Linked DNA regions of Homo sapiens: region 2 is linked to region 1. A link is an interaction called in ENCODE POLR2A ChIA-PET data of the cell type or tissue named here. Cell type or tissue: GM12878. All regions are shown on one strand. Each heading gives the region's core, and the rest is flanking DNA. Links, peaks and the distances in the headings are about the cores only. Region 1 holds the start of SNORA74A (small nucleolar RNA, H/ACA box 74A). Region 2 overlaps CTNNA1 (catenin alpha 1).

Region 1 (8,000 bases), core at 1-8,000:
ATATTTGCTTTAGTTGCTTACTGATTTTCAGAAATGAACAGTTGTTGCCCCATTAAAGTGGTAGATATTGAGTTCCCTTTGTAGTAATTTTGTTTTGGAATGCTTTTTCCCAAGTAGTTGGGATGATAGGTGTGTGCCACCACAACCAGATAATTTTTTTTTTTTTAATTTGTAGAGACAAAGTCTCATTATGTTGCCCAGGCTTTAGTAGAGACAAGGTTTCACGACGTTGTCCAGGCTGGTCTCGAACTCCTGGGCTCAAGTGATCTCCTGCCTCTCAAAGTGCTGGGGTTACAGGCATGAGCCACTGCACCGTGCCTGGCCTGGAATGCTAATCTTTTGAGAAGAGATGACCCTCGGTTGCTGTGAAAAGTGACATACTAGTTTCCACAGGAGGAAATGGGGAGGATGTTGGGGGGCAGGGGAGTTGTTTATCAAAGCTTGTTTTGTTAGATCAGTTGGCATTCCCTTAATAGGATTCTCTCAACTAAATGTGAGTGCTTTGTGTGAATGCCTCAACTGTGAATAGCCTTTTACATATGGGGTCTTAAGGCTAGTGATATCTGTAGGGCTTGGGGGATGGTTAGCTTTATAGTACTATAGGCAGGGAAAAGGCAAATAATGGTAAATAAAATAATTCCTGAGGCTATAGAAATTGGGGTAAATGGCAAGCAGCATTCTATTTCCATCTCTCCAGATAAGGGTCCTTAGGAGCTGCTATTTTAGACCAGGGTGCCAAACATTCAAATTCATGGGAAATATATCATGTCTGCTCGTCTTTTTTTTTTTTTTTTTTTAATTGACAGTAATTGTATATGTTATATGGGGTACAACATGAGGTTTTCATACATGTTTACATTGTGGAATGAGTAAATCATGCTAGTTAACACATCTAGCACCTCACATACTTATATTTTGTTGTGGTGAAAACATTTAGTATCTTTTAGCAATTTTGAAATATACAGGCCAGGCACGGTGGCTCGCACCTGTATTCCCAGCACTTTGGGAGGCTGAGGTGGGAGGATCATTTGAACCCAGGAGTTTGAGACAAGCCTGGGCAACAGAAAGAGATCTCATCTCTATAAAAAACAAAAAAGAAATTAGGTGGGTGTGTTGGCATGCACCTGTAGTCCCAGCTGCTTGGGAGGCTAAGCTGGGAGGATCACTTGACCCAGGAGATTGAGACTACAGTGAACCATGGTCATGCCACTGCACTCAGTCTAGACAGAGTGAGACCCTATCTCAAAAAATATATATATATATATACACACACACACACAATGCATTGCTATTTATTATATTCTGTGTACTAGATCACTAAGTTTGCTTGTCTTCCTTTTTAGGATGACTTGAAAGTAGGGCATCCTTCACCCATCTGAAGGGAGGAAATAGTGGCAGGTGACAGTCTGCATGTGCAGTTTTCAGGTAAATATCCCTATTCATTCCAACATTGACTACCTCCTCTGTGCCAGGCCTGTGGGCTAGTTGGTATCTATCAGGAAACAAATGGGAGGTAAATTAACCTGTATTTGTAAGATCCATGAAGGAAAGGACAATATATCTTGTTTTATTCACTGCTAGATCCCAATCGCAGTGCTTGGCACATGGCAGGACCTCCCTGAATGTTGCATAAAACAACTGAAAACACAGAAGGGGATTCCTGTTAAAGGGTTTGACAACAGGGTCTGCAATTAGTGCTTCCACGCCTGTTTTGCAGTCAATATTCAACTGATACGTCTTCTACCTGGAGTGCCTAGGTATCTGAAACAAATAATGAGAAAGCTGTTTCAGGAATCATCCAGCGGTTGTCAGCTATCCAGGCTCATGTGGTGCCTGTGATGGTGTTACACTGTTGGAAGAGCAAACACTGTCTTTATTGAGGTTTGGCTCCAAGCACTGTTTTGGTGTTGTAGCTGAGTACCTTTGGGCAGTGTTTTGCACCTCTGAGAGTGGAATGACTCCTGTGGAGTTGATCCTAGTCTGGGTGCAAACAATTTTTTTCTGTTTGCAGAAAAAGACAGGTTGTCTTAGGGACAGCCTGTCATTCTTTACCTCTTTGAATCCTAGATGCCTTCACCTGAATGACATCTACCTCCATCAGGACCCCAGATGTCTGACAGCCCTGTGTGACACCAAGATAAGTAACGTATGTAGTCTTCTTGTCATGTAGGTCCCAATTAAATTACTATAGCTCAGATGGGGGTAGGGGACTTAAAATTATGATGTGAAAAATTATGTAGAGTATCAGACTTTTTTTTGGGGGGGGACGGAGTCTTGCTCAGTTGCCCAGGCTAGAGTACAGTGGCTCGATCTCGGCTCACTGCAACCTCTGCCTCCTGGGTTCAAGCGATTCTCCTGCCTCAGCCTCCCGAGTAGCTGGGACTACAGGCACCTGCCACCATGCCAGGCTAATTTTTTTATTTTAAGTAGAGACGAGGTTTCACCATATTGGCCAGGCTGGTCTGAAACTCCTGACCTTGCGATTTGCCTGCCTTGGCCTCCCAAAATGCTGGGATTACAGGTTTTTTTGTTTGTTTTTTGAGACGGAGTCTCACTGTCTCCCAGGCTGGAGTGCAATGGCGCAATCTCGGCTCACTACAACCTCTACCTCCTGGGTTCAAGCGATTCTCCTGCCTCGGCCTCCTGAGTAGCTGGGATTATAGGCGTGCACTACCACGCCCAGCTAATTTTTGTATTTTTAGTAGAGATGGGGTTTCACCATGTTGGTCAGGCTGGTCTCGAACTCCTGACCTCGTGATCCACCTGCCTTGGCCTCCTAAAGTGATGGGAGTACAGGCATGAGCCACCGCGCCCAGCCAAGTATCAGAATTTTAGAGAATTCTTAGGATCTAAAGTCCATCCCTCACTTTTCTGGAGCTCTGCTGTGCAGTAGGTATATGCTACATGTGGCTGTGTAAGTTGATAAAAATTAATCAATTTCTTAATCTCAGAATCTGGCTGCTGACTACCCTATTGGACAACTCCAATATTAGAGAACATTTCCACCAATTCAGAAAGTTTATTATGCACTGCTGTTCTAGAGCAGGGATCAGCAAACTTGCTGTAAAGAGCCAGGTAATATAATATTATGCTTGTTCAGCCATGTGGTTTTTGCAACTATTTTTGCAGCTCTAGTGCAAACACAGCCTTAGACAATATCAACACATGAGCAAGTCTATAGTTCTAATAGAACATTATTTATGGACACTGAATTAGAATTTCATAAAATTTTCAGTGTCAAAATTGTTTTCAATGATTTACAAATTTAAAGACCATTCTTATTTTGAGAGCCATACAAAAACAGCAGGCTGGAATTGGCCCATAGGCTATGGTTTGCCAACCTCTGTCCTGGAGAATGAAATTCAGGCCTTGAAAGTTGAACAGCTCATTAGTGACAGGTTCAGAGCCAATAGCAATGTGTCTTTCTGAAAAGTTTAATGTTATCAATAGCTTTGCCTTAGAGCATCATACTCTTCATCTTTTAGGGCACTAAGGTGACTGCAAGAAATTAACCAGTAGTAAAAATAGTCTGTTTTTTGTGTGTTTGGGATTTGTTTATGTGTTTTTTTGCATGGGTTACTTACAGCAGTTCTCTCCACTTTTAATGTGCTCCAAAGGGAGAGGTCTTAAGAAAGAATAGCAGTCTGCACTTATCAAACTCAGCCACAATCTCAGTCTGAGTTGGTAAAACCGAAATGGCTCCTAAGGAAAGAGGAAAATTTTATGTCATGAATAGTCACAGTACTTTAAATCTGAGGCCTCAAGTTCTAAGCATACAGGTTGTCTTCCTGACTACAGTAGCGCTATCCATGTGCAGAGACGTTCCTATATTGCTACTTGAAAATAGATAATTCATTGGTATTCCTGTATTCAATATCCCAAAAGGCATCAATGGTGTAATCATGTGCATTTAAATAATTTGATGGGATTTCCTACTTGATAAATAAAGTTACTCACCTACTTATCCCTGTCGATTTTTTTTTTTTTAAGCAAAGAAATATATTTCCTGGTGAGTCTAAGAAGATTAGTTTTTAAAATCTTTTTTGATAGAGGGTCTCAACTGTGTCACCCAGCCTGGTGTGCAGTGGCACAAGCACAGCTCACTGCACCCTTGACCTCCTGGGCCAAGCAAACCTCCTGCCTCAGCCTCCCATGTAGCTGGGACTATAGGCATGTGCTGCCATGCCTGGCTTCAAAGTAGTTATTTGTTTTTTTTAGAGACAAGGTCTCACTCAGGCTGGTGTGCAGTGGTGTGGTCACAGCTCACTGCAGTCTCAACTTTCTGGGCTCACGTGGTCCTCCTGACTCAGCCTCCTGAGTAGCTAGGATTACAGATGTCACTCTGCCTGGCCTCGAAGTAGTTTTTTTTTTTGTTTTTTTTTTTTTTTTTGCTCTGTTGCCCAGGCTGGAGTGCAGTGGCACGATCTCAGCTCACTGCAACCTCCACCTCCTGGGTTCAAGCAATTCTCTTGCCTCAGCCACCCAAGTAGCTGGGACTATAGTCACACGCCACCACACCTGGCTAAATTTTTTTTTGTATTTTTAGTAGAGATGGGGTTTTGCCATGCCATTTCAGCCAGGCTGGTCTCAAACTCCTTACCTCAGGTGATCCACCCGCCTCAGCCTCCCAAAGTGCTGGATTACAGGTGTGAGCTACCACACCCAGCCGAAGTAGTTTTTTTCTGTTAATCTTTTCCCATGCTGCAATGAAAACTTGAATGAGACTGGCAGGGTTACTGGTCTGTAAATACCCAGGCTGCCAGCTGCCATAGGTAGCAGTAAACACAAGTGCCTCTTTTCATTGCTTAGGCCAAGTTTCAGGTCTTAGGCCTGTACCATATTAAGAGGAAAAACTAAAAATAAGGAGGGTTTCCAAACACCCCCACCAACCTTGAATTTTTTAAAAAATGAGGGAACCACAATTAATAAACACTATTCCTGGCACCTGTCCATGATTTCACTTGCTGGGTTGAAACAAACTAGTGTCAGTGGGATTTTATGTTGAAATTTTGGATCATGCCTCACTCAAATTTAAACCAGAAAAGCAAAACCCAGAGGGATAAATTCTGCAAGTCCCAAAGGGACACAAAGAGGTGGCTAAGTGCCTAGGAATTCACACAAAGGAAAACACCGTGCTAAGAGCAACTAATTAAGAACTTAAAAAGAGTGACAATGACTCCTGTGAATGTTGTTGCTTAATTAGGGCTTTATGAACACAGCTCCAGTTAATGGACCTGTCAATATACTCTTGAAAAACAATTTCACTGAATTAACAAATTAACTGTAATAACTTAAAATCTCTGCTTAGCAACATCTTTCTCCTTAATGCTATTTAGGAACACTTGTAATGAGCCAACTTGATGAGTCATAAATTTGTCAGTTTAGTAGCCTAAGGCTTGTTCAGAGGAGACCCTGTTACTTGTTTGGTCTTCCTTGCCCTCCAGTAAAGGCCCTTTAGGATGTAAGAATGTTCTGTGCTGCTTCTTAAGGGTGATATACTCATTGGGAAAGTACAGTAAAAAGGACTTTAAAATTTATTTTATTTTACAATACTTTTAGATTTATAGAAAAGTTGGGAAGATGGTACAAAGAGTTCCCATATATACCATACCCAGTTTCCCCTAATAACATCTTACATTGGTATATTATGGTTGTCACAATTAAATGGGCTAATATTGATACATTAGTATTAACTAAAGTCCATACTTTGTTCAGATTTCATTAGTTTTTATGTAATGTCTTTTGTCTGTTCTAGGATCCCGTTGAAGATACCACATTACACTTAGGCTCCTGTTGGCCATGACAGCTTCTTAGACTTGTTTTTAATGACCTTGACAGTTTTGTTTTTTTGTTTGTTTGTTTTTGAGACGGAGTCTCTGTCATCCAGGCTGGAGTGCAATGTAATGGCTCAATCTCAGCTCACTGCAACCTCTGCCTCCCGGGTTCAAGTGATTCTCCTGCCTCAGCCTCCCCAGTAGCTGGGATTACAGGCATGAGCCACCGTGCCCGGCTGCCTCCTAAATTCTCAAAACATTCCATTTTTATTCTGTGGTCTTACTTTATTCTGTCATGTAGAGAATAGTGGTTGAGCCTGTTGTCTTTTGAGAGTGGATGCTGTAGTCCTTACATGGCTGACTTTCAGCCCGTAAGCTTATAGTAGAGGATGGGGATTTTGTTATCAGCTGCTAAAAGGGAGAAGCCAAGCCCAGAACTAAGGGTTCTGATGAGTTGAAGGAGAGGGAAGATGCCCCTCAAGGCAAAGAGCCTCTGAGTTAGAATCTGTGCTTCACCAGAGTGACAATGGTAGAACTTCTCCTTCTCAGTATTAATTCTCCTGGAGAGAACTCTAGGGTTGTCTAAACCTGTTCAACTAGGCTGACTACCCCAGCAAGTGATGGGTTGGACATAAGGCAAAGAACAGGAGGGGTGAAAGGGGGCAGAACAGACAAGTTCTGTCCCAGCCTCTGCTACCTCTAACCCCATGGCATTCTATCCTTTTCTACACTGGGCTTCCATTTCTTACCCCAACAATGATCTGTTCTTCCAGGTGCCGTCATTTAATTTCCCAGACACTTGACCTCCTTCTGATTTGTGTACTCCCTCCAAGGCTGAGTTGCAGTGAGTGACAATAATCTGTGCTAATTACTTATCTTGCCAGAAGACTCAAAGGGTTTATGGCTTTTACTAACTGAACTCTATGCTAGATGTTAGGGATAAATGGTTAACAGGACACAGTTCTTGCTTATCTTGCTATGGTCTGTCAAGCCTTATACAATCTAGCCTTATCTCTCTCACCGTCTTATCTTTATCACCCGTAGATTCCCTTGTTGGCCACTGGTTTCTTTCAGTCCTTAATTAGCCTTTTGTCACTACCTGTCTACACATGCTGTTTTTCCCTTCTCATTCCATCTTGACATTGTCTATTTTGAGATCTCAGCTCAGTTGCAGAGAAGCTGCCTTCCCCATCTGGCAACCCATTATATGTGTCATAGTACCATGTTGTACCATAGAGCTAGACACAGGTGCCATGTTGTGTCTTGAAATGTATTCACCAGCTTCCAAAGGTTTACCTCAATCCCCTTTACTCAAGAAGCCTCAGTTCTACTGACAGTTGGTAATAATAACCTCTCTGTCATAATGTACCCAAAATAGAGTAAGAATATCATGCTTTTCAGTAATACTCCAGTGAATGAGGCTAAGAGTACCATTTTTGTTCTTATAAAAGAATTTTTTTGGACATGAATACAAAGATGTCAGGTTACCAAATCATTTGCTAGTAGATCCTAACAATATCACCTATAGGAAACTGAACGTAGCCTTTAAACATTAAGTGATGATAATGGATTTGGCCGGGCGCGGTTGCCTATAATCCCAACACTGAGAGGCTGAGGTGGGTGGATCACTTGAGGCCAGGACAGGACCAGCATGGCCAACATGGTGAAACCCCGTCTCTACAAAAGAAAAAAATACAAAAATTAGCTGGGTGTTGTGGTGTATGCCTGTAATCCCAACTATTTGGGTGGCTGAGGCACGAGAATCGCTTGAACTTGGAAGGCAGAGGTTGCAGTGAGCTGAGATCGTGCCACTGCACTCCAGCCTGGGTGACAGACTGAGACAGTCTCAAAAAAAAAAAAAGAAAATAATGGATTTGCAGAGACTTGCTATTTAGATTTCAGACATCTGTTAACTAAAACACATGTGTAGGCTTTTGTTACTTATTTCAGTAATCTGTAAATATCTTTATATTTGAGAAAATTTGTGAGACATCTTTGTGTAAATTATAACTTGAAGAACCTCTCTTACAAGCAGGCATATTGGTAAGTAGCTGCGAGGATATAACTTATAACCAGATTGAAGTGTATAATTATAATATGTTATTATTCTGGGGTTCTATAAAAAATAAAATCTTTGAATCTATGATTTTTTGTCATTAGGGTATACTTTGGGACATGTGGCGCCATAGAATATCAACACTATTTACTACATGTTGACCATGTTAA
Region 2 (12,280 bases), core at 2,201-10,200, 380 kb before region 1:
TTTTTGAGTGTCTTTTTCCTTATCTGTACTCTTCTGTTAACATAAATATATTTTTTAAATTGCATTTTCGATCATTTGAGTATTGCGTTATTATGGATCTGATTACACAGGTGGTGGTTTTGCTTATTCTTGCCCAAGACGGCTCATTTCCTTGTATACTTTTGTTTTTGTTTTTGTTTTTTTAATTTGTGAGTTCACATTCCTGGAGTTTTATTGTGGGAATTCTTTGAAGCCTGTGTTTAGCTTACCTTCCATGAGGTAAAATTTTCATTTATATTTGCTTCTGCCACCTGCTTAGAGGTACTACTAATACATAACCTCTTAAATGTAAAAGTTTTCTGAACCATATACATAACATAATTTCTATACCTAAACCTCTGCCAGCTTTTGATTAGAATTTGGAGTGGGGTATAGGGGCTTTTTCTTCTTTTCCTCCCTGAGCGAATGCTTAGACTGAGAAATACCCTCTTTCCATGGTGACTTTCTTGATCACTCTTAGGGTTGGTCACTTACTAGGGTTGTTGCCTTTTGCCTGTTCCAGCTCTGCGCAGTCTCTGATCTGAGTCATCTACCTTGAGAGGACCCTGGCCTTGGCCCATTAAAACCCAAGTTCTCATCATGAAATGGTGCCTCCCTGCAAAACCCCCCACCACCCACCAGAGGAAACACTGTTTTGGCTGATTGCTTACTTCTCTGAAGTTCTCCTTTCTCTTTTCTAGCCTCTGACAATTTCTCTTAATTTTTCACCTGCCTAGCTCTGCATTAAAAATTGAAAAAGCATTATTAAAGCATAATCTGTATACCATAAAATTAACCATTTTAAGTGTACAATTCAGATTTTGGTAAGTTTACAGAACTGTGCACCCATCACCACAATCTAGTTGTAGAATTTTTCTATTATCCATGCATACTTCATTTTTCAGTATTGTAAGATATCTTATTTCTCCTAATAAGATCACCAACACCTTTCCCTGGAAATTGGAAAGGTAGGGGCTTATCATCATTTCCCCTGTGGGTTTGGAAGTAGTTGTTAAAAACTTATTGAGTGCCTCTGAAATGTTATGACCTGCATTTGGGACTTTTACTTTATGTACGACAAGTTTGTAAAAGTTGAGTTTTTGATTTTATTGTTATTTTTGACTTTTAGACATTCAGATCATTTTAAAGAAGAAAACTCGGGTGCTAGCTTGGCCCAGGGGCACAGGGGAAGAGATGAATGTTTTGAACTCTGTTCCTTTGGGCTGCTGCTGCGTTGGTGGGTCATTATTTAGACTTAAAAGCTCCCTGTCCCACATCTCTTCTCACTTGCTTACTCCTACAACAGGTATAAACTGTTATGAGAGTCAGTCATTAATTTATTATCAAGAACAAAAAGAAATCTTATCTTGTCTTCCTACAAACATTCCAGGATAAGAGGAACTCAGCCAAATAGGAAGCCAGGAGCAGTTAAGGAAGTGGGAAACAACTTGTGTTCGACTTCAGTAAATCATAAATCTATGTATAATAGAGAAAAATAGTCATTATGGTTACAGAAGGAGCAGGATTGAAATAAAGTCATAATGGGATTTTTTCCTAAATGAAACTTCATTTAACAAATTTTATGTAAGTAAAGATCATCCATCGTGGAGTAAAGGTAGAGCCTTCCTAAAAGACTGAAAAAGTTGTCTGTCATGTACAGATGTCTAATCTGTTGATCTGACACAGGGGGGCTGTGAGTCATTTCCTCAACAGCTCAGATTTGAGCTTGGGTTTTCCTGAAACCAGCAAAACCCAAGGCCGATTGTTTAAATGTTTTCTGAAACCTGCTCTTCCGCAAGGTCCAAACTTCCACACAGTAGGCACAGATGGTACAAAAGAGGGCTGCCTGATCTCAAACTAGTGGTTGTGGTGTCAGTCTTAGCCTACCTCTTCGAATAGTGGGAATCAGAGACATTTTAGTTGTTAATACAAGTAACTGTGGTAGGAAAGATAATAATTTATTCTCCTAACAAATCCAGAGATACTTCTCACTGTTCTACGAAGTCTTGGCTCTGCTGGGTTCTCTGTGGAAGTTAACTGCTCCAAGTGTTTTTCTTTTCTCTTCTCTTCTCTTCCGCTCCCCTCCCCTCCCCTCTTTTCTCTTTTCTCTTTTTTGAGAGAGTCTCGCTCTGTTGTCCAGGCTGGAGTGCAGTGGCGCCATCTCAGCTCACTTCAACCTCCACCTCCTGAGTTCAAGCAATTCTCATGCCTCAGCCTCCCAAGCAGCTGGGATTACAGGGGCGTGCCACCACGCTGGGCCAATTTTTGTATTTTTAGTAGAGGTGAGGTTTCACTATGTGGCCAGGGGTGGGTCTCCCAACTCCTGGCCTCAAGCAGTCCGCCCACCTCGGCCTCCCAAACTGCTGGTATTACAAGCATGAGCCACCACACCCAGCCTCTTTCTTTTTTTGGGACATGGTCTTGCAGTCATGGCTTGCTGCAGCCTCGACCTTCTGGGCTCAAGCTATTCTCCCAACTCAGCCTTCCAATTAGCTGGGACTATAGGTGCGTGCCACCACACCCAGCCAATGAAAAATTTTTTAATGTATAGAGATGGGGTCTTGCTATGTAGCCCAGGCTGGTCACAAACTCCTAGCCTCAAGTGATCCTCTTGCCTTGGACTGGAAGCCACTGCACCCAGCTCAGAGTGTTTCTCATTCTAACCTCAGGATCTTCTTTAGTCTCATTGTTAATAGTTACGTCATTCTAGAGCCCCAGATTTTCCACAGAAAGAGGCATTTAGGAAGCTCCTCTCCTCGCCCTCTCCTTTCACTGTAGTCAGGCCTGACACTAGTATGTGAGGTTAGCCTCTCAGAGAGCTATGGTCATGATGTTGCATTTGCACATTTGTCATTGTTAGAAGTGAGTAGCCCTGTCCCTGGGGGGTGAATTGAAGCTCATTCATCTGGAGAAGACTGTTAGTGACAGGCACTCCTTCCTCCTCCCAGGCCTCCTGAAATAGGCAGTGTGCTCTTGTAGAACATTACTGCTTCAACAGTACACCAGAAATATTTTAAAGTAATGTTTTAAAATAAAGAACAAGTCTTCCATAACCTTTGTTTTGTTAGTGTTTGTAATCATGAAACAGAAAAGATGGTTTAACAGCCATTTCAGCCTTAGCCACACACTACCCTCATGTGTCTGATGTAGAGAGTACTTACGTAATCTTTTGCTTCTTTTTTAAAAATCTTTTGCTTCTTAATTTAAATATTTTTCTGAGTTTTAAGGATTCATAAGATTGAGAATATAGATTGAAATAAGATTGTGCTAGTAGTGACTGTCCTGGATCCAGCATTCAAGTGGCCTCCTAAATGATTGGAATAGGCAGGGTGCTGGGCACCTCACCAGGGATCTTTGTTTTTTGTTTTTGTTTTTGAGACGGAGTCTCGCTCTGTCGCCCAGGCTGGAGTGCAGTGGCGTGATCTCGGCTCACTGCAAGCTCCGCCTCTCAGGTTCACGCCATTCTCCTGCCTCAGCCTCCCGAGTAGCTGGGACTACAGGCGCCTGCCACCACGCCCGGCTAATTTTTTTGTATTTTAGTAGAGACGGGGTTTCACCGTGTTAGCCAGGATGGTCTCGATCTCCTGACCTCATGATCCGCCCGCCTCGGCCTCCCAAAGTGCTGGGATTACAGGCATGAGCCACCGTGCCCGGTACACCAGCGATCTTTGTTAGTCACAAAATGCTAATTTTTTCAATGATCATCATCAGATTTTATGTTTGTTGTTCAAAATGTCGTCTTAAGGCAGTGAAGCAATAGAAGTTGTAGATTACTCTTCATGAACACATCTAATTCAAGCTTTCTCCTTCAATGAATATTTGTTTCCTTTTTTTTTAAGTCTTACATTTTACAAAATTTATCTTAGGTCATATTTTGCAGTGATTTTTTAAGCAAACAAATAGAAATCCCCAGTCATCTCTGTAGATTTGTCATCCTGAAAAGAAATGTCTCTCTGCTTGGGTCCAGATGACAGAGAAGGTGGAACTGTAAGTGTCAGGGAGTATAAGTGTTGCTTCTTTATGTGACTTTGAAGGACTCATAAACATCAGAGATCTGACTTTCCAGTTCCTTTACATTTTTATGTTTAAATTGCACGTTAACTTCTTTTGTTTCTCCTTGTGTTTGGGCATTGCAGGATTCTGATAGTTAGCAGTCTTATAGAAAGCTGATAATCCTTAACTGTAGCACTACAAACAACTGCCGTAATAGTGTATAATTTTTCTGATGTGTTTATGTGCTTAAGTTGGGCGGAGGAGTGAAAATCAAAGGTTATTGCCATTGCCCTTGTTTACTCTAGCATTTAAATTCCCAGAAAGTGCCTCTGATATTCAACTGCCTACGCCTTTATCATTCATAACTCAGTTTGCAACTGGGGTAAAGATGTGTCTCAGTACCGTGTATTCAGTTGGGCCCAGATATTGCTAATGGAATTGGCAAGCCTGTTCATTTAGAAATATGGATAAGTGATCACAGCCTTAGCAGTCACTACGCAGTAACATTCCAGAGCTTCAGCAAAGGAAGTATGACACAACCTGGAAAGATTGTTCCTGGCCACGTGAGCTGTATCATTGAGATGGCTGGACGGGAAGGTAAAGATTTCGGTTCAAATTAAGCCGCATCAGCCAGGAGAGATTCAAGCTGTCAGTGTTTTTGAGAACCCAGTTGAAGGGCAGTTTTGCTTTTAACTATGAAACATAACCAGTTTCCTTTTCCACTTTTGATCATGATTGCCTTTGGTCCATCTTGATGTTGTCTTCATGTTATTTTTTTTTGTTTGAAAAATTGTCTGGTGTTCAAATAAAATTCATCTTGCCTTAAATTAAGCATCTATTCCCTGTCAAATGAGCATAGCACCTTAGAGTTTTTTATTTCCTTCCTTCAAGAACACTGCAAAACACATTTTTGAGGATAACAACAGTTCTTTCCTGATGCCCTTGATTCTTCAGCTTTTCTCACCTTATTGCCCATACTAGAAGAACCTTTTTCTGAAGTTACTGTTCAGGCGGGTTAGAGGCCATGCAAAGCATGTGAGTTACAGGCCCTGGGATCTTTCAAGGTTTTGCCACCAACCTGCAATGTGATGTATGTTATGAGTCTGTATAGTTTGCTTTGTGTAGAGTTAAAAATGTGTCCTCATCTAAGTAAATAATCAGGCTGTGAGAAGGGAGGCACCCTTGGTGCCCTTGTCATCTGTTCCAGAATGGTCAGAGGTAGGGCCAGGTGTGTGTTTTTTCCTTAGCAGTCAAAAGAGAAAAATCTTTAAAGATTATTTTTTATGTTTATAGGTTGCCAACTTGGCCTGTTCCATCTCAAATAATGAAGAAGGTGTAAAGCTTGTTCGAATGTCTGCAAGCCAGTTAGAAGCCCTCTGTCCTCAGGTAAAGTACAACTGACACTGGTGACAGCATAACCAAATTAAATTTTGATTCAAGTGGAGATGAGGTTTATTTTGTTAAGTTTTGTTTTGTTTTTAGGATTTTAGATGGAAGTCTTGGGGACAGATCACTGACACAGAACCCACATAGTTTGGAATATTTTTTGTTTAACATTAAGTGACATTTGCACGGGAGATTACATGTTACTCCTGGCCCTTCATTGAAAATGCACAGTGGGCTGGGCACGGTGGCTCACGCCTGTAATCGCAGCACTTTGGGATCCCAAAGTGGATGGGTCAGTTGAGCCCAGGAATCTGAGACCAGCCTGGGCAACATAGCAAAACACCATCTCTTAAAAAAAAAATACATATTTTGGCCGGGCACAGTGGCTCACGTCTGTAATCCCAGCACTTTGGGAGGCCGAGGCGGGCGGATCACGAGGTCAGGAGATCGAGACCATCCTGGCTAAAACGGTGAAACCCCGTCTCTACTAAAAAAAAAAAAAATTAGGTGGGTGTGGTGGCAGGTGCCTGTAGTGCCAGCTACTCGGGAGGCTGAGGCAGCAGAATGGCGTGAACCTGGGAGGCGGAGCTTGCAGTGAGCTGAGATCGCACCACTACACTCCAGCCTGGGCGACAGAGCAAGACTCCGTCTCAAAAAAAAAAAAAAAAAAATACATACATACATACATAAATACAAAAATTAGCCCAACATGATGGCGTGCACCTGTAGTCCCAGCCACTCAGGAGGCTATGGTGGGAGGCTGGCTTGAGCCTGGGAGGCAAAGGTTGCAGTGAGCCGAGATCACACCACTGCACTCCAGCCTTGGTGACAGAGTGAGACCTTGTCTTGGTGGGTTGAGGAAGGTATGGTGCCTTCCATTGCTGGAAAATACAGGGTGGCAGTGACCACAGTCTCCTTGAGGGAGAGTCTACACCCTCCTTGAGGGCCATTTGTGACATCTGGCCATCCTGGAACCATGAGAGTTACCTCACACTATTCACCTATATTCATTTTAATGGTCAGTATTTGGGTCTCTGTGTTGGAGGAAACCAAATTCACAAGCTAGTCTCTTTATTCTGTAGTGTCATAAAGCAGCCTTATGATACAGATAGTAACTTAATTTGGCCAGCTTCTGAAGTGAAAGCTCAAGAACTTGTCTCCATTTATAATAGTATATTGGAAGACTGATGATGAAGCTGTGTTACACATCTGGCCCTCTAGAAAGACTCTGAAGCACACATGACAGCGAATGCTTTTTAAGTGCCCAGTGTGTTGCCTGCCTCCTGTGAGAAGAGCTGAGTTTGTTTGTCTGGCTTGACACTCCTTGTCATTCCAGGGATTTCTAAGGAGTATAAGTGATGATTCAGTAGAAGAGGTTTCCTCTCCACTTTCCCATGTGTAAATTGCTCATGGCATACTCTGAGGACTTACCTCTCTTTACATGTCCTGCCAGAAGGCAGTGGCCTCAAATAAAGGAGAGTAAGCAGAGGGACTGGAGAAATGAAATAGAGGTCATAGGAATGAAGTTGCTATGTTATGTCTGCAACCAATTTTAAAATATTCTGTGACTATTATTTGGCTTTTTTCATGTAAATAATCCCTGACATTCAAGGTAGGCAACCAAAATAAGTAAAGCCTCTCTCGGTGGTTATTAATCTGTCATTCTCATTGCTACATAGGTTAGTAGGGCATTTGTTCTAACACCTAACCATGTGGATTAATTTGCCAATGAGAGTTGCTCTGCCTTAATATTACTGTGATGGACCCATTGTGAATTCACATCATCTGATAGACATTTTCCCAGTGTTAGTCCAGTCCTGAAATCTGCCAGTCATTGACAGCTGCATAGATATTTGCAATGGATCCAATCACCACATCCAGAAGGATCTTGGATGGCCAAGTTGTATGAGACAGATTTGAATTTGGATTCTTTCTTCAAGTTTGTTTGCCATTTACCCTATCAGCACTTTGTTTTTAATGTCTTTGGTTTTCCATTTGGTCTTGAAATGCTTGAAAAGCGACAATGCTTTCACAAATCTGTGGAAACAGATGGTAGCATACACTGATCACACCTACCAAGAGTATTTATATAAATGATCTTAAAACCCAGGAAAAAAATCACACGGAGAGTCTAGTAGATCCTAATGAAAATGATGGTGTGCATAACCTGTGTGGCCAAGCCATGTCACATGGGTTTGAGTTAGCCATCAGAAAGCAATGTGTCTTCCTCTCCCTTGCAGTTTCATTTTTCCTACTAAAACAGATTTCAAGAGGAATAGGCTTTAGGCAGACAGTGCCCAGACCACACTTGGTACTGGGTATGTGTCCTGAAAAAAACCATGTTTTTTCAAGTGTGATTATTCTTCAGATTCTCACCTGGGCTCATTGCTACTCTTGCTCACAAACTGCTATGCACACAGGACTGGGCAGGTTCAGTAATGGCAAATAAAGTAGGTGTTTACAGACATGGTCACAGCAAACTGGGCATCATGTGCTTGATTTTCAGTAAGGCAGCTTTGACTTCACCCCAGCCCCGTTATTGCCAGATCCCTTCCTCCTCCTCCTTCTTTCTTGTTTCTTCTTCTTTTTTCTTTTTTTGAGATGGAGTCTGACTCTGTCACCCAGGCTGGAGTGCAGTAGCATGATCTCTGCTCACTGCAGCCTCTGCCTCCCAGGTTCAAGTGATTCTCCTGCTGCAGCCTCCCAAATAGCTGGAATTACAGGCATGTGCCACCATGCCCAGCTAATTTTTGTATTTCTGGTAGAGACGGGGTTTCACCATGTTGCCCATGCTGGTCTTGAACTCCTGGCCTCAAGTGATGCCTGCTTTGGCCTCCAAAAGTGCTGGGATTACAGGCCTGAGCCACCACGCCCGGCCCCCTACATTATTTTAAACAAAAATTCTGCAATTCAGATTTTTCTGTCATGTCTCAATTTTAAACAATTGGTAACTAATTTAAAGTTTTTGAAATCTTTGAGGAGGATAACTCAAACTCTTCTGTGTGCTGCCTCTGGCCTGCTGTGGCCCGTGTGTTTCATGCTCAGAGGATCTCTCCTTCAAGGAAGCGAAGGGCTGTCCCTCGGAGGAAGAGGGCCTTGATTGTGGAGACCTCTGCCTCCTCTCTTGTGGGCAGTGATCACAAGCACCACGGATCCTGATTTTGAGGTATTCCCTTCCAAGGTCTAGGCAAGTTAATCAACATGTTAGGTAACTAGGGTAGTTAGTTAATTCACTAGGAGCTTAATTTGGTGTTTTAATATGCTGCAGCATGTAGCCAAACATTTATTATTTTAAAGTGTGTGTTTCTTTATAGTAAGGCTACTGTTGACCTCTCTTCACAGTGTGGAAGAGGTGCTCAGTGCTTCTAGGATGTATTTTAGTGTTTTATGCCTCATGCCCAGGCTGCTGTACATAGGCAGCACTACAGTTTGGAGTTGGCTCCTATATGCTATTTTTAGTTTCTGGTGGGGAGAAATGACAGGTGGGACCATTAGAGGAGTTTTCATCCCCATGCCCCCCATCCGCCCTTTTTTTTTTCTTCTTCTTCTTCTTCGAGACAGAGTCTCGCTCTGTCACCCAGGCTGGAGTGCAGTGGTGCAATCTCGGCTCACTGCAACCTCCGCCTCCAGGGTTCAAGCAATTCTCCTGTCCCAGCCTCCCAAGTAGCCAGGACTACAGGTGCCTGCCACCACGCCCGGCTAATTTTTGTATTTTTTAGTAGAGATGGGGTTTCACCTTGTTGGTCAGGCTGATCCCACCCTCCTTGGCCTCCCAAAGTGCTGGGATTACAGGCATGAGTCACTGTGCCCGGCCTTTCATCCCCATTTTAAAGTTTGCCCTATAGCAAATTAACTTTTGAGAGACATAGGAAAATCCATTCTACAGTACTCACTTTTTAGCAGTTAAACAACTTTAACTGGAAACATTTGAGATAGTAAAGTTGAGTTCAGGCCCTGTGCTCACATCTGTAATCCCAGCATTTTCAGAGGTCAAGGTCGGGGGATCATTTGAAGCCAGTATTTCAAGACCAGCCTGGGCAACAGAGCGAGACCCCATCTCCTAAAATAAAAGAATTGGCTGGGCATGATGGCGTGCACTTGTAGTCCCAGCTACTCAGGAGGCTGAAGCAGGAGGATCGCTTGAGCGCAGGAGTTCCAGGCTGCAGTGAGCTGTGATTATACCACTGCACTCCAGCCTGGGCGACAGAGTATGACCCCTTTGACCCCTTCTCTAAATATAACATCAAGTTGAGGAAGAAGTAATCTAAAAGTGGCTATATTTTGTTGGGAGAAGGAACCCACATTTTTTGGCGATTTGTTATCATTAAGAAAAGAGGAGGTAGGTCGGCTCTCTCTCTGCATTGCCTTCTACTTGATGGCTACTTTCTCTCACTCTTTTCTCTGGAAAGGGACCTGCCTCCATCCGAGCAGAGCGCCCCGGTCTCACAAACTTTTACGAGGAAGCAGTTTACAAATTGGTTTGGGAAGAGACCAGAATCTGTACCCTTTGTATCCCAGGCATTATGTTTTGCTTGTGAATGTGCCCGTTTTAGTCTATAGTAGCTGCTTTAAATATTTTAATTTTTAAATTCAAAACCATTTGGTGTGCTGGTCAGGAAGAAGAAACAAAAACACAAAAACCCCAAACCTTGCAAACAGCAGCAGGTTTCTGACATTTTGAGTCTTTAAAATCAGAGGAGGGCATTTTGGAGATTATCTCACTCAATATTTTTTCTTAGTTCATTATGCAAGAATGAGCATTACACATTCGTATTAACATTAAGTTAATACAAATCTGGCACTTAAATAATTTATAATGCCTGGTTTAATGCATGGCTTTTCTTGGAAATTTACACAAAGGATGAATTAAGTATATGAAGCCTCTACTTATCTACATTTTTTTCTTTCCTCCCCCCCCACCCTTTTTTTTTTTAAGAGACAGGTTTTCACTCTGTTACCCAGGCTAGAGTGCAGTGGTGCCATCATGAATCACTGCAGCCTTGACCTCCTAGGTTTAAGCAGTCCTTGCACCTCAGCCTCTGAGTAGCTGGGACCACAGGTGGACTCCACCACACTTGGCTAATTTTTAAAATTTTTTGTTTGCCCAGGCTGGTCTCAAACTCCTGAGGTCAGGTGATCCTCCCACCTGAGCCTCCCAAAGTGCTGGGATTTCAGCCTGTGAGCCACTGTCCCAGGTCTCTTTTTTCTTTTGGTATTTCTCACTCACTAAATTGAGAAGTTACTTCTGAAATTGTTCATTCTTCCTTCTGCCTCCCTAGATTTATCTTCCATATTGCTTCTTCTGTCATTGTGCTTATGGGAACCCTGATCATATTTGTGGCTGACATGCTTGACACACATCAAATAAGCATAAACTCAGGCTGGCCTGGCCCCTAGCTCTAGGTGGGAAAATACATGGCCCTTAAAGGAGCACCCCATACATACAGGACGGGGCAGACCTGTGGCTTCAGCTGTCACTTAACCTATTATTTCACAATCATGGGACCATCTGTCTTTGAATCGCTTCACTTTTCCACTTTGGTATTCTCTAATCTGGTTTTTTACAAAGCAGTTTCACAGAGAACTCAAGGGAGATGCTTCTTACTAAAAGTTTCTCTGAGCATTTTCTGTATCCTCCCATCTCTACCCTTCTGTGCCTCCCACCCCTCCTTGACTGAGGTCTACAGGTAACAGCCCCACAGAGGTGCTGTGCTCTTTTCATAAGGCTTGCCTGTTGCTTTGCTGATTTCTGTATCTTAAAATTGGAAAGTGTTTCCTACTTTTCTTTTTTTTTTTTTTTTTTTTTTTTTTTGGAAAAATCTGTGTATATTTGGTATTAGTTCTTTGTATGTTTGGGAGAATTTACCAGTGAAGCCTGGTAACTGTTAAACTCTAGCTGGGCCTGGAATTTGCTTTGTGGGAAGGTTTTTAATGATGACTGCAGTTTCTTTAATAGACAGGGATATTTAGGGTTTTTTTAATTCTTGAGTGAGCTTTGGTAATTTGTCTTTCATTAATTTTCTACTCTTTGTTTTCTTCCTTCTGCTTGCTTTGGGTTTAATTTGCTCCTTTTCTAGTTTTAAAATTGGAAGCTTTAACTCATTGCCTTGAGACCTTCCTTCCTCCTTTTCTAAGGTAACATTTAAACATTTTAATACTATAAATTTCCCTCGAAGCACTGTTTTAGCTGCCCCACAGATTTTTATTATGATGTGTTAAATATGGTTAGGATGGGCAGGAAGGACTCACTGAGAAAGTGATGTATAAACAAAGACCTGAAGGAAATGACAGAGCAAACCACGGAGGATGTCTCAGGGGAGAGAGCTCCAGGCAGAGAGAACAGCAAGTGCAAAAGCTTGGAGGAAGGAGATCAGATATCTAAAACAAGTTTAGGGACTGCAGGGCCTTTGGAGGCCTTGGTCGTAGGCCTTTGGCTTTTAATTTGAGATGGGAAACCATTGAAGGGTTTTGAGTAGAAGAGTGACATGAGCTTACTTAGGTTGTAACAAGATCTCGGCCATGCGCAGTGCCTTACACCTATAATCCCAGCACTTTGGGAGGCCAAGACACAGTGACTACTTGAGCCCAGGAATTCTAGAACAGCCTGAGCAACATAGTGAGACCCTGTATCTATAAAAATAAAAAATTTGCCAGGCATGGTGGTGCAAGGCTACAGTCCTGGCTACATGGAAGGCCGAGGTGGGAGGATTGCTTGAATCCAGAGGTCGAGGGTATAGTGAGCCATGATTGTGCCCCTGCACTCCAGCCTGGGTGACAGAGTGAGACCCTGTCTCAAAAACAAAAAACCAAGATCTCTCTGACTTCTGTGAAGAGGGAAAGAAGCAGAGAGGCTCTTTAGGAAATTGCAGTACACAGAATAATG

Evidence for each region. Peaks named below come from ENCODE experiments on the same cell type or tissue, not always from the same donor. Only the 100,000 strongest peaks of a DNase experiment are listed, where the experiment ranks them.
Region 2: POLR2A ChIA-PET joins it to region 1 with 9 read pairs; 2 of 35 experiments call an interaction of 5 or more read pairs at or near these places.

What each region holds. Positions count from the first base shown.
Region 1 is chr5:139,276,984-139,284,983 of GRCh38, forward strand. SNHG4 (small nucleolar RNA host gene 4) reads left to right here. Exons shown (of 7, transcript NR_182757.1): 4 at 1,344-1,425; 5 at 2,068-2,146; 6 at 2,952-3,075; 7 at 5,756-7,917. SNORA74A (small nucleolar RNA, H/ACA box 74A) reads left to right here and starts at 1,797; the gene lies at 1,797-1,996. It overlaps LOC124901081 (a long non-coding RNA gene), which reads right to left. Exons shown (of 4, transcript XR_007058956.1): 3 at 3,585-3,702. It also overlaps a transcript of MATR3 not described here. In GM12878, for the core only: no CTCF peak of the experiment used is centred there; a DNase peak (open chromatin) is centred at 4,266; H3K4me3 peaks cover 3,304 bases; H3K27ac peaks cover 1,307 bases.
Region 2 is chr5:138,899,045-138,911,324 of GRCh38, forward strand. It overlaps CTNNA1 (catenin alpha 1), which reads left to right. Exons shown (of 18, transcript NM_001903.5): 10 at 5,305-5,397. Among named protein-coding and RNA genes, the nearest start is that of LRRTM2, 30 kb to the left of the region's middle. In GM12878, for the core only: no CTCF peak of the experiment used is centred there; no DNase peak of the experiment used is centred there.